Regions from separate parts of the Homo sapiens genome. Here region 1 is linked to region 2. A link is an interaction called in ENCODE POLR2A ChIA-PET data of the cell type or tissue named here. Cell type or tissue: PC-9. All regions are shown on one strand. Each heading gives the region's core, and the rest is flanking DNA. Links, peaks and the distances in the headings are about the cores only.

Region 1 (7,583 bases), core at 1,621-5,620, 370 kb after region 2:
GTGTAGTTTACATTGTGTGGGTCGCTGCTTCCTGACTCAAGACCCTTTCTCTTTTCACAGCCCTCAGTTGTGGGGACCCCACTTACCCACCTTATGTGACTAGGGTGGTTGGCGGTGAAGAAGCGAGGCCCAACAGCTGGCCCTGGCAGGTGAGTTGACCACACTGTACTTCTCCCCGTCCCTGCCCCACTCCCTTTACATCTCCCCTTTGCCCTTCCACCATGGCGTCTATTGTGCTGGCAAAGTGAGTATTGATGGGACTCAGAGAGCAGCACAGGCAACTTTAGCAATAAGATATATTTCCGGCTGGGCGCAGTGGCTCATGCCTGTTATCCCAGCACTGTGGGAGGCTGTGGTGGGCAGATCACCTGAAGTCAGGAGTTTGAGACCAGCCTGGCCAACATGGTGAAACCTGCCTCTACTAATAATACACAAGTAGCCAGGTGTGGTGGCACACGCCTGTAATCCCAGCAACTGGGGAGGCTTAGGCAGGAGGATCGCTTGAACCCAGGAGGCAGAGGTTGCAGTGAGCTGAAATTGCACCACTGTACTCCAGCCTGGGCAACAAAGCAAGACTCTGTCTCAAAAAAAAAAAAAAAGATACATTTCTGTGGCCTTGGCCAACCTTGGGAGTGGAGGGAGAGGTGCCTCCTCCAGCTGCAGTAAGGAGCTGTCCCCTCCCCACTGCCCATAGGCAGCAAATATAGTATTACTCTATTAACCAATCAGAGGCTTGTTTACAAATGTACCATCAGTCTAGGAACCATTCAAGACTACCTATGCAAACATTCCTTGCTTTAAGGAACCAATCAGTGCTATTTGCGCAGATTAATCTTTAACCACAGGCAAATCAATGTTACCAATGAAAAAAATGTTTTCTTAAGTTGATATAATCATAGTGGTATCAAGACTAAACTGCCAAGTGGGGCACAGGTGTAAATTACTCAGACGTGTTAATGGTGGGGATTTTAAGAGAAATGTGTAAAGTTTACATTGACATAAACAAATATAGTGAAATCTCATTTATCTGATGTAATTGGGACCGAGTAATTGAAAAGTTGGTTATAAAGAAATTATTTTAAATCATATATATATAGTAAAGATTTTATCTTAGACTATGTAAACAATTTTTTGAGTTCTTAACTGTCTTTTTCATATAAGCCATGCCCCATATCTTATCTACAAACCCGTTTCTTTAAAGCAGAGCAGTAACTTTGAGACGTTCACAAAGCAATCTGAGTTATGAGCCCATCCAATCTTTCCATTTTCTCACAGACACTACTTCAAGAGCAATTTTTTAAGAGTCATGGTGATCCAGTCTCTTCCAAGCATTTAACTTTGTTTCCATATAAATAACGACTCTCTTTCTGAACTCATATTTCATTGGTTACATGTTTAATCAAATTTCATTATTACAAGCATAATTGATATAAACTGCTTTGGGAGCAAACCCAGCTGAATCAGGATGAGTTTCTACCTTAAGTAGGAGGAGCAACTAGCAGCCCACTAGCCTTGAGCATTCAGAGTGACCCATGCAGCAGTCACTGTGTTTAGAGAGGCCAGCGTTCATTCATCTGCTCCTTGATTAAGAGACTGTCAATGATAGGCCAGGCGTGGTGGCTCATGCCTGTAATCCCAGCACTTTGGCAGGCCGAGGCAGGTGGATCACCTGAGGTCAGGAGTTTGAGACCAGCCTGGCCAACATGGTGAAACTCTGCCTCTACTAAAAATACAAAAATTAGCCAGGCATGGTGGCGGGCACCTGTAGTCCCAGCTACTTGGGAGGCTGAGGCACAAGAATCGCTTGAACCTGGGAGGCGCAGGTTGCGGTGAGCCAAGATCACACCTCTGCACTCCAGCCTGGGTGACAGAGTGAGATCCATAAAAAAAAAAAAAAAAAAAAAAAAAAAAAAAAAAAAAAAAAAAAAAAAAGACTGTCAACGATAGAATGATGGCAGATATTTCACATTTTTTTCTTTTTTTGAGACAGAGTCTTGCTCTGTCACCCAGGCTGGAGTGCAGTGGCACAATCATAGCTCACTGCAGCCTCCAACTCCTGGGCTCTGGCCATCTACCTGCCTCAGCCTCCCAAAGTGCTGGGATTACAGGCACCCACCACTGTGCTCACCCATAGTAATTTTTTTTTTTTTTTGAGACAGTGTCACATTCTGTCACCCAGGCTGGAGTACAGTGGCTGGTGAAACATGGCTCACAGCGGCCTCGAACTCCTAGGCTCAAGCGATCCTCCCACCTCAGCCTCCCTATCAGCTGAGACCACAGGTGCATGCCCCCACACCCGGTTAAGTTTCTTTTTTTTTTTTTAGAGATGGGTCTCACTATGTTGCCCAGGCTGGTCTTGAACTTCTGGGCTCAAGTGATCCTCCTGCGTCGGCCTCCCAAAGTGCTGGGATCACAGGCGTGAGCCTCTCAACCCAGCCTCACAATTTATATACTTGGCTTTGTGTGCTTTTGCCAGTTCTTTTGCTTTTCTCACAGTCCCACAGTATTTTTTCCCTGAGAATTTGGAAGAAGGGCCACAGTCCCTCTGCTACAGGGCCCCATAACACCGGGCGCATTTGTGCTAAGAACTAATCATTGCTGCCTACAAAAATACTTCCTCACCCTCTTGCACAAAAGTATTCTTGCCTTGAGAACCAGTGAATGTTAATCCATGAAGAGTCCCTATGCTTTGTGCTTCTGTTTCCCTGCGGAAATAAGGCAGATCTAGCTGGGTGGGGACTCAGATGAGGCAAGTAAGACATTCACTCTGGAGGCAAAATGTAAGGGGGTAGCACAAAACTCAGCAACCAGCCAGGAACAGTGGCACACACCTTTAATCCCAGCTATTCAAGGGGCTGAGGCAGGAGGATTGCTTGAGCCCAAGAGTTTGAGACCAGCATGGGCAACATAGATAGCCATCTCAAAAAAAAAAAAAAAATACAAACAAACAAAAAACCTCACTAACGAAGATGAATGATATTTTAATGCAATTTTGTTTCTTCTCCAGGAGACAGAGTCTCATTCTGTCACCCAGGCTTAATTACAGTATGAGTCACCCTGAGAGCCCTGCACAGTGGCTTATGTTCCCCATTTCCAGAGAAGGCAACTGGGACTTGGAAAGGTTACAGAATTCCCCAAAGGCACTGGGTTAGCCCGGGGGGCGAATGAGGATTCAAATCTGGTTCAGTGCTACCTCTTTAGCTACACTTTGCTGGCCACACATAATACGTATTATGTGGGCTAAATTTCACATCTGTACGATGGTTTCAGCACATTTTTAAATTGGGGGGGGGGTACATCCTTTTAAGTATCTTTTTTCACTTTTTCTAATTTTAAACATCTTTTTTAAGACCTCTTAATGTCACACAAACGAGAAATGCCAAATGGCTAATTAAAAACAACAACGTTCAGAGAAAAGCAGGCATCTGCCAACAAACAGGTCATCGTTCCCCACAGTTATAGGGAGCCCGATCAGAGCAGTCCATGCCCTACTGTCACCTCCCTCCCCTCTGCTTGGCCGTGGCAGGGAATTGAAAGACAGGGGAGGAGGAATGAAGGAACAGGAAGGGCATGGAACAGCTTCATTAGAGACTAAAACAGTGTCAAATGTCACCACCTTAAAGTTCTTTTTTTTTTTTTTTAAAGACCTGGTCTCACTCTGTTAATTTTATTTTATTTTAAAATTTTTTTGGTAGGGTCAAGTTCTCACTATGGTGCCCAGGCTGGTTCACAAACTCCTGGGTTCAAGCAATACTCCCACCTCAGCCTTCTGAGTAACCGGGACTATAGGCATGCACCGCCGCACCCAGCGGCTCATTTTGGGCTATTTTTGTTGTAGAGACAATGTATTTAGTCCTGCCTCACACGGCTAATAAAGACATATCTGAGACTGGGTAATTTATAAAGGAAAGAGGTTTAACTGACTCATAGCTCAGCGTGGCTGGGGAGGCCTCAGGAAACTTATAATCATGGCAGAAGGGAAAGGAAACACATCCTTGTTCACGCAGCGGTAGCAGGGAGAAGTGCCGAGCAAAAGTGGGGGAAAGACCCTTATAAAACCATCAGATCTTGTGAGAACTTACTCACTATCATGAAAACAGCATGGAGGTGACCACCCTCATGATTCAATTACCTCCCACCAGGTCCCTCGCACGACAAATGGGGATTATAAGAACTATAATTCAAGATGAGATTTGGGTAGGGACACAGCCAAACCTTATCAGATGGGGTTTCACCATGTTGCCCAGGCTGGTCTCAAACTCCTGGGCTCAAGTGATCCTCCTTCCTTGGCCTCCCGAAGTGTTGGGATTACAAGCATGAGCCACCATGCCTGGCCTGATTGTTTTTCATGTAGATTGCATTAACACGTTTTTTATCTTGATGGCTGAGGTTTTGGGTGCTGCCTTAAGTTGTGCACATGAGGCGACTGCCTCACTCCCCCTTACCCTTGTCCCAGCCCCGTTCTTGGGAAACTGGAGTGCAGGGAGGCCCTGCTCTTTCAAACCTAGCCACAGAGCTCCTTTGCTTCTCCCCAGGTCTCCCTGCAGTACAGCTCCAATGGCAAGTGGTACCACACCTGCGGAGGGTCCCTGATAGCCAACAGCTGGGTCCTGACGGCTGCCCACTGCATCAGGTAACTGCCTTTCCCTGGGCGCTTGGCCTGCTCACCAGCTGGTGCTCATTTCTGAGCTGGGGGCTCAAATGGCCTGAACCATGCTACATAAAGCAGCCTTGCAAATAACCACTATACTGGCTGAGACACAAGCTGTAGTCAATCAATGGTTCAGTGTGTTGGCCCATCAATGTCAGTACATGGCATGGATGGAGTGTCTGTGCCAGGCAGGCACTGAGGGAGGATGAAGAGGAGGGGAAGGCCCAATCTCTGCCCTCTTGGGGAAACTACATGTGGCCTCTGGATCTGGAATTGGGTTCCCTTGAACAACTTAACTGACTTCTCAAAGCTTCAATACCATCACCTGCAGAAAAATGGAGTAACAGAATTTAGTGTGAATTCAATGAGTTGATTTACCAAAGGGCCTGGCACTTAGTAAGTGCTCAGTGAAAGCTAATTCTGAATTATAGATGAATTATAAAGGCCCACAAGGTTCTGCAACGTTGTTCACTTATCCTCTTCTTTGTCCGTGACCTCTGCTCATCACAGCTGGAACTCACCGGAGTTTCTGCCGGGTCGGCGTGACTCCCTACCAGGAGTGATCCCTTCTCCCATCCGATTTATAATAAGCTCTAGGAGGTATTGGGGAAAATAATAGAGGCCTACAGTCAGGAGTCCTGGCTTGTAGTTCTGGTTTCTCACTAACGGTGGGACTCTGGGCCAGGTTACGCCTCTCTGGGCCTCAGTTTCCCCATCTGCAAATGAAAGGTGGGAAAAATGTCCTTGAGGGCAAATGACTCCTGTTTTCTCTGTGTTCATCTCATTCCCTCCATAAGAACTATAGAGTTTGTGTTATTATAACTTTTATTTTATATTGTAGTTTATAGTTAGTATAGTAACAATTATTATATGATCATAGTTCTTAGGTTATATACTTTAGGCCCTATTATAACTAACTGATTGTCCCAGGGGAGGAAAGATCCCCAAGTCCCATCTAGTGGCTCACGCAGCAGCCAGTTACTTGGGTCTATCCCCAGCATTATCCAAAGCCAGGCCTCTGGAGGTGACCCTCTCCCTGGGCCCCCTTTCTCCCAGCTCCTCCAGGACCTACCGCGTGGGGCTGGGCCGGCACAACCTCTACGTTGCGGAGTCCGGCTCGCTGGCAGTCAGTGTCTCTAAGATTGTGGTGCACAAGGACTGGAACTCCAACCAAATCTCCAAAGGGTTCGTTTCTGTCTGGGTGCACTTGGGGGTGAGGTTGTCAGGGAACAGATGGGGGTCTCACAGAGGCAAGGGTCTCAACCACACCACACCCCCTCTGCTTCTTCTACAGGGAGGGGGAAGGAGCTCTGGCCTCTTAGATGTGGAACCAGCTCCAAAGATGTCTGGGGTGGGGATGTGACCTGGGGAGGGTGAAGCAAAGACTGCCAGAGCGACCTGGGTTTGCTGCCAGTTACACCTGCAGGGCCCCTGTCCGCTGAGCATGTATCTACTTCATGCCAGGTCCTGGGGACACAGGGACAGTGCTGTCAACCCTGTGACTGTCCCTGGAGTAGGACACAATCTCTCCTGCCTTCCCCCTTTCAACAAGGCCCTCTGCATTTTCAAACATGCCCTGGGGCCCTGCCAGTCAGAGCAACCTGGGGTAACAGGGTACAGGGAAGATGACAAGGTCTCCAAGCCCTCCAAAGCCCACAGGGCAGGAAAAGTCAACCCGGTCCTCATGCTTCGCCTCCACACTCACCCAGGAACGACATTGCCCTGCTCAAACTGGCTAACCCCGTCTCCCTCACCGACAAGATCCAGCTGGCCTGCCTCCCTCCTGCCGGCACCATTCTACCCAACAACTACCCCTGCTACGTCACGGGCTGGGGAAGGCTGCAGAGTAAGTGGGAGCCAGGAGCCCCCAGGCCTGGGAGGGAAGGGAGGTGATTCACGTCACCCCTGTCTGGCCGGGGCCTCTCACCTGTCATCCCAGGGTGTGTGGCTGCCTTGGAGAGACGGGATGGCATAGGCTGACGCCTGCCTGGGATCAAATGTCAGCTCTCCCACTTAATGACTGTGACACCTTGGACACATTACTAGGTCTCTCCATGCAGCACTTTTTTCATCTGTAAAATGCAAATATTTGGCTGGGCGCAGTGGCTCATACCTGTAATCCCAGCACTTTGGGAGGCCCATCCCGCGGATCACTTGAGGTCAGGAGACCAGCCTGACCAACACGGAGAAACTCTGTCTCTACTAAAAATATTAAAAAAAAAAAAAATAGCAGGATGTGGCAGTGTGCACCTGTAGTCCCAGCTACTCAGGAGGCTGAGGCACGAGAATCACTTGAACCTGGGAGATGGAGGTTGCAGTGAGCCAAGATTTCGCTACTGCACTCCAGCCTGGGGGACAGAGCGAGACTCCGCCTCAAAAACAAAAGGCATAATAATAGCACCTACATCACAGAGTTGTCACGAGGATTAAAGGAGATAATCCATAGGAAGCCCAGAATGGGGTAGGTGCTGTGTTAGTTGTTGTCACTGTCCCTATGATGGAGAGAAAGTTACAGAGACCATGTGACATCTTCTGTGTGGCCCAAGGCTAGAGTTCAGAACAGCATTTTCCTCTGTGACCTGAGACCCCTGGAGCCCTCATCAGACCCTCCATGCCCCATAGCAAAAGCTGTCCCCTGTGCCATTAGGTCTTGCTGCTCAGAACCTGAATGAGGGCGGGTCTCCTTTGACATAGACTCCAAGGGTCAGAGATCCAATGACAGTAGCCACCAAGAGGAACAGAGTTCCCGCCCTTCCCTTGTGAAATCACCAGAGGTTTGGAAGATTCTAGGAAGGGATGAGTAATAATGACCTTATGACCATAATGAGATTATGAGTGTTAATCACATTATGACATTTTTTCCTAATGACATAAACCCATAAGTATAATGACATGTTTTTCCAGGGGTACATCCACATACGTACCCTCAAAT
Region 2 (7,583 bases), core at 1,827-5,826:
TTAACTGGTATACCCAAAATATGATCAATATGTTATCAATTTTTAAATGATTATGAAATAATTTACATTCTTTTTTTTTTCTACCGTCTTCAAACTCCAGTATGTGTTTTATGCTTAAAGCACTTTTTTCTTTTTTTTTTTTTGACAGGGTCTTACTCTTTCGCCCAGGCAGGAGTGTAGTGGCGTGATCTCAGCTCACTGCAACCCCCGCCTCCTGGGTTCAAGCAATTCTCCTGCCTCGGCCTCCCGAGTATCTGGGACTACAGGCATGCACCACCATGCCCAGCTAATTTTTTTGTATTTTTAGTAGAGACGGGGTTTCACCATGTCGGCCAGGGTGGTCTTGACCTCAGGTGATCCACCCACCTCGGTGTCCCAAAGTGCTGGGATTACAGGCATGAGCCACCACACCCAGCCCTTAAGGCACTTCTCAATGTGAGCTAGCCACATTACATGTTCTGTAGGCACATGTGGCTTGTAGCTGCTGTACTGGACAGAGCAGTCTGGACAGTAAGTGACATGGGCCCGCAGGGGACAGAGGCCTCCACTCCGTCACTGAGTATCCACTCTATGTCAGACACAAGGCTGAACACTTTGCACACATCATTTCATTTCATCCTCACACCATCCTGTGAGATTAAGCGTTCCTATCATCCCCGTTTTACAGAGGGGAAAACCGAGGTTGAGAAAATGTAAAACGCTTCCGTGAGATCTTTTGGTTGATAAGCCACGGAGCTGGGATTCAAACCCAGGGCTCCCATATTCCAGTGCCAGCCTCTGAACGTCTAGGCCAGGCGTTTCTCTATGTGGTCTTTTGCACCGGGCCAAAAAACTTTGTGGGCTTTAAGCTTTAGGCTTTGTGGGCCTGTCTCAACGTCTCAACTCTGCCATTGTAGCATGAAAGCAGCTTTAGACAATAAATAAACAAATGGGCATGGCTGTGATCTAATAAAAACTTTATTTAGAAAAATAGGAGGGAGGGCTGGATTCGGCCTGGGAGGCCGTAGTCTGCTGACCTCTATGCTGGGCCAACACAATTGCCTCTGTAAGGCCTCATTTAGGGGAGACGTCAATGGTCACACTCAGTAGTACTAACATTCTGTGGGTGGGGGGGTGTGCATGCGTGCATATGTGTTGGGGTGGGTGGAAGGATGCACAGCCTCTCGTTCCAAAGTCCACAGTCTTTCTAGTTTCTGGAAGGATCCCGAGTGACTGCCTTTTAGTGGTAGCTTCTCAGACTCCACCAGGGACTCAGCCAGCACCCGCGACTCGGCAGCCCCTCCGCTGAGCAGCCTGGCCATCAACATGAGTTATTCCCTCTCTCAAGACTGAGAAGGAGGGAAATAAAAGCCAGGATTGATGGAATCCGGACATAAAATCTGGCCCCATAATGCCTGCATTTTGGAAACTGCCTTTAATTAATGGTTTATGACCCCAAGGCCCCCCTAGACTCCTCCCAAGCCCTTCTGTCACGTCGTCTCGTTGGTGCTCAGTCCTCAGGGGTGGGGGAGAAGGAGGCGGTGGTGAATAGGGGCGGTGAATAGCTGTCTTGCAGAAACCAAAATGTGTGGTTTGCGCACATGAACCCAGCCTGGCCTCTGGCATTCCTAGGGCCTGGACTCCATAAATAATGCGAGCTGTAAAGCCAGCTCCCCTCACAGCCCTGAGGCCTGCTCACTACAGAAAATAAATAACCCACACACACTCACAAAGACACACAGGCACACGCACACACACGCTCACATTGCACACCAGACGTTTGCCTTTTCTGTTTGTCCACGTATCTGTTATCCCCTCTCTGACCTCGACTCCCTCTCTCCCTCTCCTCCTTTCAATTTACTTTCGCATCTTTATTGCATCTGGACACCCTTTCTCTCCCCAAACCCTCTTCTTTGAACCTTCCCCTCTTCTGGGGGACTCAGGAGCAGCAGCCAACTTCTGCTCCCATCTCCTTTCTCTCCTTCCCATGCTCCTTTAGCTCCCTTTCTTGGGGAGACATAGCCAAGGGCTGCAGACACCCCCCACCCACCCACCTGGGCACAGAACGGACAGATCCACCCTCACCTCACTGAGAGCCCCACCCCTCCCACCTTGACCAGGCAAGAGTCCAGCAGGGACAGTGAATTTCTGCCCTGCCAGGCTGGACAACCAGGAGGACTTGTTCCCTCTGAAGGCACCAAAGCTGTAGCCAGGAATGTAGTGGGAAGGAAGTGGCTGCAGCTAAACTCTAGGTGTGGCCAAACAGTGCCCAAGCCCCAGGAGAGGGGCCCCTTATTGCCAACAATAGCCAGCCTTGACTAAGTGCCTACTGTCAGCCTGAAAAAACAGACATCAGAAAAAAATATCTCCTATATGATGAATGTATTTGGGAGTAAGCATAAATGGATTAGTCTCTGGAAGTATAGCTGTGGCAAGCCATAGGTGCGTCTGGAGAGGGGACAGCAAAGGGAAGCTTTTATTGGCAAAAAAAAAAAAAAAAAAAAAAAAAAAAAAGAGAAGTTCACATAAGCTGCTTGGAAACAGACTTCATTGGCTGCAGAGGCTCAAAGCTAGAGTTGGCATCAGTTCATTGGTGGAGATGACGTTACTGGGCAGTGTTCTTTGGAGAACATCTTACCTGAATTGCTGCAGTCCTGAAGAAGGAATTTCTTGGGGGCTATTTTAGAAAGTCCTTGAGACAGTCCTTATCTCAAACATGCAAGCATGAGTTCCCCTCCTTCGTGATTTCCCGGCTCTAATTCTTCTGGTTCTGACAAAAGTGATTTCATCCTGGTATCTGCAACTTTCACACCCCCATAGCTTCGCATTCAGAGTTTATAACATTCATTTCAAGCTACGAGGCAGATATTCTCATTATTCCCATTTTATATATGGAGAAACGGAGGCTTCAAGGAATCTGCCTGATGCTGAGGTCTGTTCAACTCCAAAGCCTGGTCCAAATGGATGACAGGGGCCGTGTCTTGGAACTTTGGGTAACCAGATTTGGCCACATATCACCTCTCCTCTTCCCAGAAGCACATAACAGAGGTGAGACTCAGCTAGCAGAATAAAACAGAGTGAAGCCAGCCAGGCTGGAGGCCTCCCGGGGGCTCTCAGCTCTTTCCCATCCAGGAAGGATGCCGTGTTTCAGTGCCTGTTCCAATCCCTATAGAATTTGGAGTCCTGTGCCTGATCCAAAAGACTTCCCTGCAAGCCATGCCGGTCCGTGGGAGCCGGGCACCAGCACTGGCTGCCGGCCTGCACCCCGGCCTGACAGCCCTGTCACCTGGCAGGAAGGTGGGGCCCTGGCGGGGCTGCAGAGGCAGCTGCTGCCGTTTCCGCATTCCTGGCACCATGGCAACAGGAGGCCACTCAGACGGGTGACCTGCACAGAGCTCTCTGCAACCTCTGCCATTTCCTTGGGAAAAACAAAGGGCTTAGGCTCACTGAGAAGGGAAACGTGATAATGTTGGCAGTGACCTCTCAACCCATACTTGTCCCAGCACGGACAGCCCGTCACACTCACCCCCGCTGAGTCCTCACGGCAGCCCACAGAGGAGGCAGGCAGCAGAGAATGGTACCGGGTTAGCTTTACAGAGGAGGAAACTGAGGCACAAGGTGTTTGGGAGACAGGTTTTGGTGGAGATGGGGATGATGGATGAGTGTGTGGTCACCAGGTGGATACAGTCCTTTTCAAAGAGTCCCTCAAGGAGTTTAAAATGGAGAGAGGGAAGGCCTTGTGGGGAGGGGGTTTGTAACTTGAAAAAGTGAGATTTCTAGGCTTTTTTCTACATATCAAACATACTATAGTCAATGCAGAAAACTTGGGAGACAGAAAAGTATGCACAGTCACAAATACTCTCACACTCACACGGGCACATTCACACACACACTCGCACAATTACCTATCACTTCTTTTCCAGAGACAGACTTTTCATGTTGATCCATCTAGTACTTTACATATTTTTATATACTAGATTTTCTCCACCTAGTATATTGTATACACACACGTGTATATAATAATTATACACTTTACATCTACATATAATTTTTAAACCACAGTCAGGGTTACACTGTGCCTGCTGTGTTTTGTTGTTTTTTGTTTTTTGTTTTTGCAATGGAGTCTTGTTCTGTCGCCCAGACTGGAGTGCAGTGGCACAATCTCGACTTACTGCAACCTCTGCCTCCCAGGTTCAAGTGATTCTCCTGCCTCAGCCTCTGGAGTAGCTGGGACTACAGGCGTGTGCTACCACGCCCACGCCGGGATAATTTTTTGTAATTTTAGTAGAGATGGGATTTCACCGTGTTAGCCAGGACGGTCTCGATCTTCTGACCTCGTGATCTACCTGCCTCCCAAAGTGCTGGGATTACAGGCGTGAGCCACCGCACCCGGCCGTGTTTTCCTTTTTCATTTGGCAGTAGGTGGTGGATGTTTTCCCGTGACAGGACTTTTTATTCATTGCACATATTCCAACATATGAATGGAGCGTCATTCCTTCAAACAAACTCTCATCAATAACCATTCATATTGCTTCCTAGTATTTAATTTTTCCAAAGTTTTTATTACAAAACTATACATGTTTACTAGGGAACTTTGAAAATACAGAGACATACAACAAAAAGAAAATAACCATATTCTCCCCAGCACAGAAAGGCAGTAACTATGAACATTTGTGTAGACTTATCACCTATTGTTTTAATGTTGTGTCCTGTCTCTATGGATGGATAAGCATTTTTTTTTTACATTCTTGTAATGATTTATAATATTGAATTTCAGCAGGGTCATTTCTAATCAGAGGTTTTGTTTTTTTGTTTTTTTTTTTGATTTTTTTTTTTTTTTTTTTGGAGACGGAGTTTCACTCTTGTTGGCCAGGCTGGAGTGCAATGGCGCAATCTCGGCTCACCTCAACCTCCGCCTCCTGGGTTCAAGCGATTCTCCTGCCTCAGCCTCCCGAGTAGCTGGGATTACAGGCATATGCCACCACCCAGGCTAATTTTGTATTTTTAGTAGAGACGGGGTTTCTCCATGTTGGTCAGGCTGGTCTTGAACTCCCGGCCTCAGGTGATCCACCTACCTCGGCCTCCCAAAGTGCTGGGATTACAGGCATGAGCCACTGTGCCCAGCCAGTCAGAGTTATATTTAAATACTTGTTGTTTCTCATGGTATTGAGTTTGTCTGTTTGGGTGTGTGTGTGTGTTTTTATTTGTTTTGTTTTGTTTTGTTTTGTTTTGTTCTGTTTTGAGTTGGGGTCTCAGTCTGTCACCCAGGCTGGAGTACAGTGGTATGATCTTGGCTCACTATAACCTCCGCCTCCCTGGCTGAAAAGATCCTCCTACCTCAGCCTCCTGAGCAGCTGGGACCCCAGGCACACGCCACCACGTCCAGCTAATTTTTTTGTATTTTTGGTAGAGATGGGGTTTCACCATGTTGCCCAGGCTGATCTCAAACTCCTGAAGCTCAAGCATTCTGCCCACCTTGTCCTCCCAAAGTGCTGAGATTATAGGCGTGAGCTACCACGCCCGGCCTGTTTAGGTTTTTATCGAACCCTCTTTTAGAGAGATTCTTTTCCCCTCTCAATTGAGTCTCTGTAACCTGAACTTTTCATATTTACCAGGCCTTGATGCAACGAACCATATATAGAAGAGTGGGGTTAGAAAATGTTGGTGGATGAACTTTTTTTTTTTTTTGGTCTGTGAGGGCCATTCCAGAAACAGCTTTCAGTGTATTAAGGAATGGAGCTGGGTTCCATTTATCCTACGAAAATAAATCACCCAGTTGCCCAAAGACGACTGCCGCTGTGTTGTTTACAATAGTGAAAAATTGGAAACAACCGCCATGCCCATCAGTAGGAGGTGAAATAAATTACGGAGCCTCCTTCTGATGAATCCCGCGCAGTCAAAAGGTACCGCAGGTCTCTGTGGAGATGGAACAGTCTCCTCCACAGCGAAAGTGAACAGGCATATCACAAATGCACACACCTCAAATGCACGCACCCCGTAAGCAAGCGGGTCTGTGTGTGTTTGTAAGTGTGGCTTTTCTGTATCCAGAAAAGAGTATTTAACAGCTGCTGTCTCTAGGTGGTGTCGATCTAGAAGAATGATGAGACAGGTCTCAGTCATTTTAGGAGGTGTATTTGTCAAAGTTAAGGACGCGCGCCCAGGAGACAGGTCTGTGCCTTTCTCCGAAGATGATTTTGAGGCCTCCAGATTTAAAGGCGAAAGGATATTGAGAAGCACACAGTTTCATGTAAGAGGGGGGCGGGGGAAAATAATCATTCGTGCCTTTGTCTGGCCCAGTGAATCTGCATTTTTACATAAGGTAACATAGACAGATGGGGAACATGCAGGAAATCGACATTTTTACATAAGATAAAGATAAATGAGGCAGGGGAACAATCAGATATGCATTTGTGCCAGGTGAGCAGAGGGGTGAATACTGTGTAAAGATAAGCTATCCATTTACATTGCCATGGTGAATTTTAACAGAAATGCTTTAGGGTAAATATCTCCAAGCTCGCCAGGAATTTCCTTGTGGGCAAAATATGAGGGAGGTGTGTAGCAGTTCATCTTATTTAGGAATCAAAACGGGGAGGCAGGTTTGTGTGACCCAGTTCCCGGCTTGACTTTTCCCTTTGGCTTAATGAGTTTGGGGTCCCAAGATTTATTTGCCTTTCACAGTCACGTGGGGTGATCTTCATTTACTGTTTTATTTTTTTCTGGGATAAGCTTTTCTTCTTTTCTTTTCATAGATTACTTTTGTAATGGGGGCAAGGGCAGAAAAACAAAAACGCCAAAAGCCACTTTGATTTTGAAGAGAATACATGGAGGGGAGGATGTCCCCACCACCCTCTGCCTCCCGGGGGTATGGCCTGCCCAGCCCCTGCCCCCAGCAGCCTCGTCCCCCAGCATGGCCTGCACTTGTGTGTTGCAGACTCGGACAGCCAGTGCAGCCCCACGCGGCAGAGCCTCAGCCTGTCGGAAGGCGAGGAGCAGATGGACCGGCTGCAGCAGGTGGAGCTGGTGAGGACCACCCCTATGTCCCACTGGAAGGCGGGCACCGTCCAGGCCTGGCTGGAGGTGGTGATGGCCATGCCTATGTACGTCAAGGCCTGCACGGAGAACGTGAAGAGCGGGAAGGTAGGCAACTCCGGGCCCCCTATGGGATGCCACCCATGCCCTCTGTGAGCTTTACGTACCCAGAAGCTGGCCTGCCCCCCACTCCTACCCTGGAGTCAGGAGAAGGTGCAATCTAGGAGCTAGCCAATGCAATCAGCCTCTGATGTACCTGCTCATTGTGCCTCCCTGGCAAGGCAGAGAGCCCTCAGCTGCCTCATCCTGACAATGGACCCAGGTTTCCTTTACCTGCCTAAGGGAAAGGGCTCCCTCTGCCTGAACAGGGATTCCGCCCCACATCAGAGTTGCAGAGGTTTCCATGTGCCCTGACCCCACTGTATGAAAGGTGGGCAGGAGATGGGGAAGGAGCCCCATGTCAACAGACCCCCTCTAGGGCAGGAACCCCGCCGGCAGCTGTCCCAGCCCCCATATGACACTCCCTCCCGGGGGCAGGTGCTGCTGAGCCTGAGTGACGAGGACCTGCAGCTGGG

What was found. Peaks named below come from ENCODE experiments on the same cell type or tissue, not always from the same donor. Only the 100,000 strongest peaks of a DNase experiment are listed, where the experiment ranks them.
Region 1: POLR2A ChIA-PET joins it to region 2 with 7 read pairs; 2 of 35 experiments call an interaction of 5 or more read pairs at or near these places.

Annotation. Positions count from the first base shown.
Region 1 is chr1:15,457,026-15,464,608 of GRCh38, forward strand. CELA2A (chymotrypsin like elastase 2A) reads left to right here. Exons shown (of 8, transcript NM_033440.3): 2 at 61-149; 3 at 4,536-4,633; 4 at 5,708-5,836; 5 at 6,361-6,497. It overlaps LOC105376767 (a long non-coding RNA gene), which reads right to left. Exons shown (of 3, transcript XR_002958256.2): 2 at 7,057-7,583; 3 at 6,490-6,723. Among named protein-coding and RNA genes, the nearest start is that of CELA2A, 4.1 kb to the left of the region's middle. In PC-9, for the core only: no CTCF peak of the experiment used is centred there; no DNase peak of the experiment used is centred there.
Region 2 is chr1:15,087,270-15,094,852 of GRCh38, forward strand. KAZN (kazrin, periplakin interacting protein) reads left to right here. Exons shown (of 15, transcript NM_201628.3): 9 at 6,911-7,116; 10 at 7,546-7,583. Among named protein-coding and RNA genes, the nearest start is that of TMEM51-AS1, 61 kb to the right of the region's middle. In PC-9, for the core only: no CTCF peak of the experiment used is centred there; DNase peaks (open chromatin) are centred at 2,192 and 3,362; H3K4me3 peaks cover 843 bases; H3K27ac peaks cover 927 bases.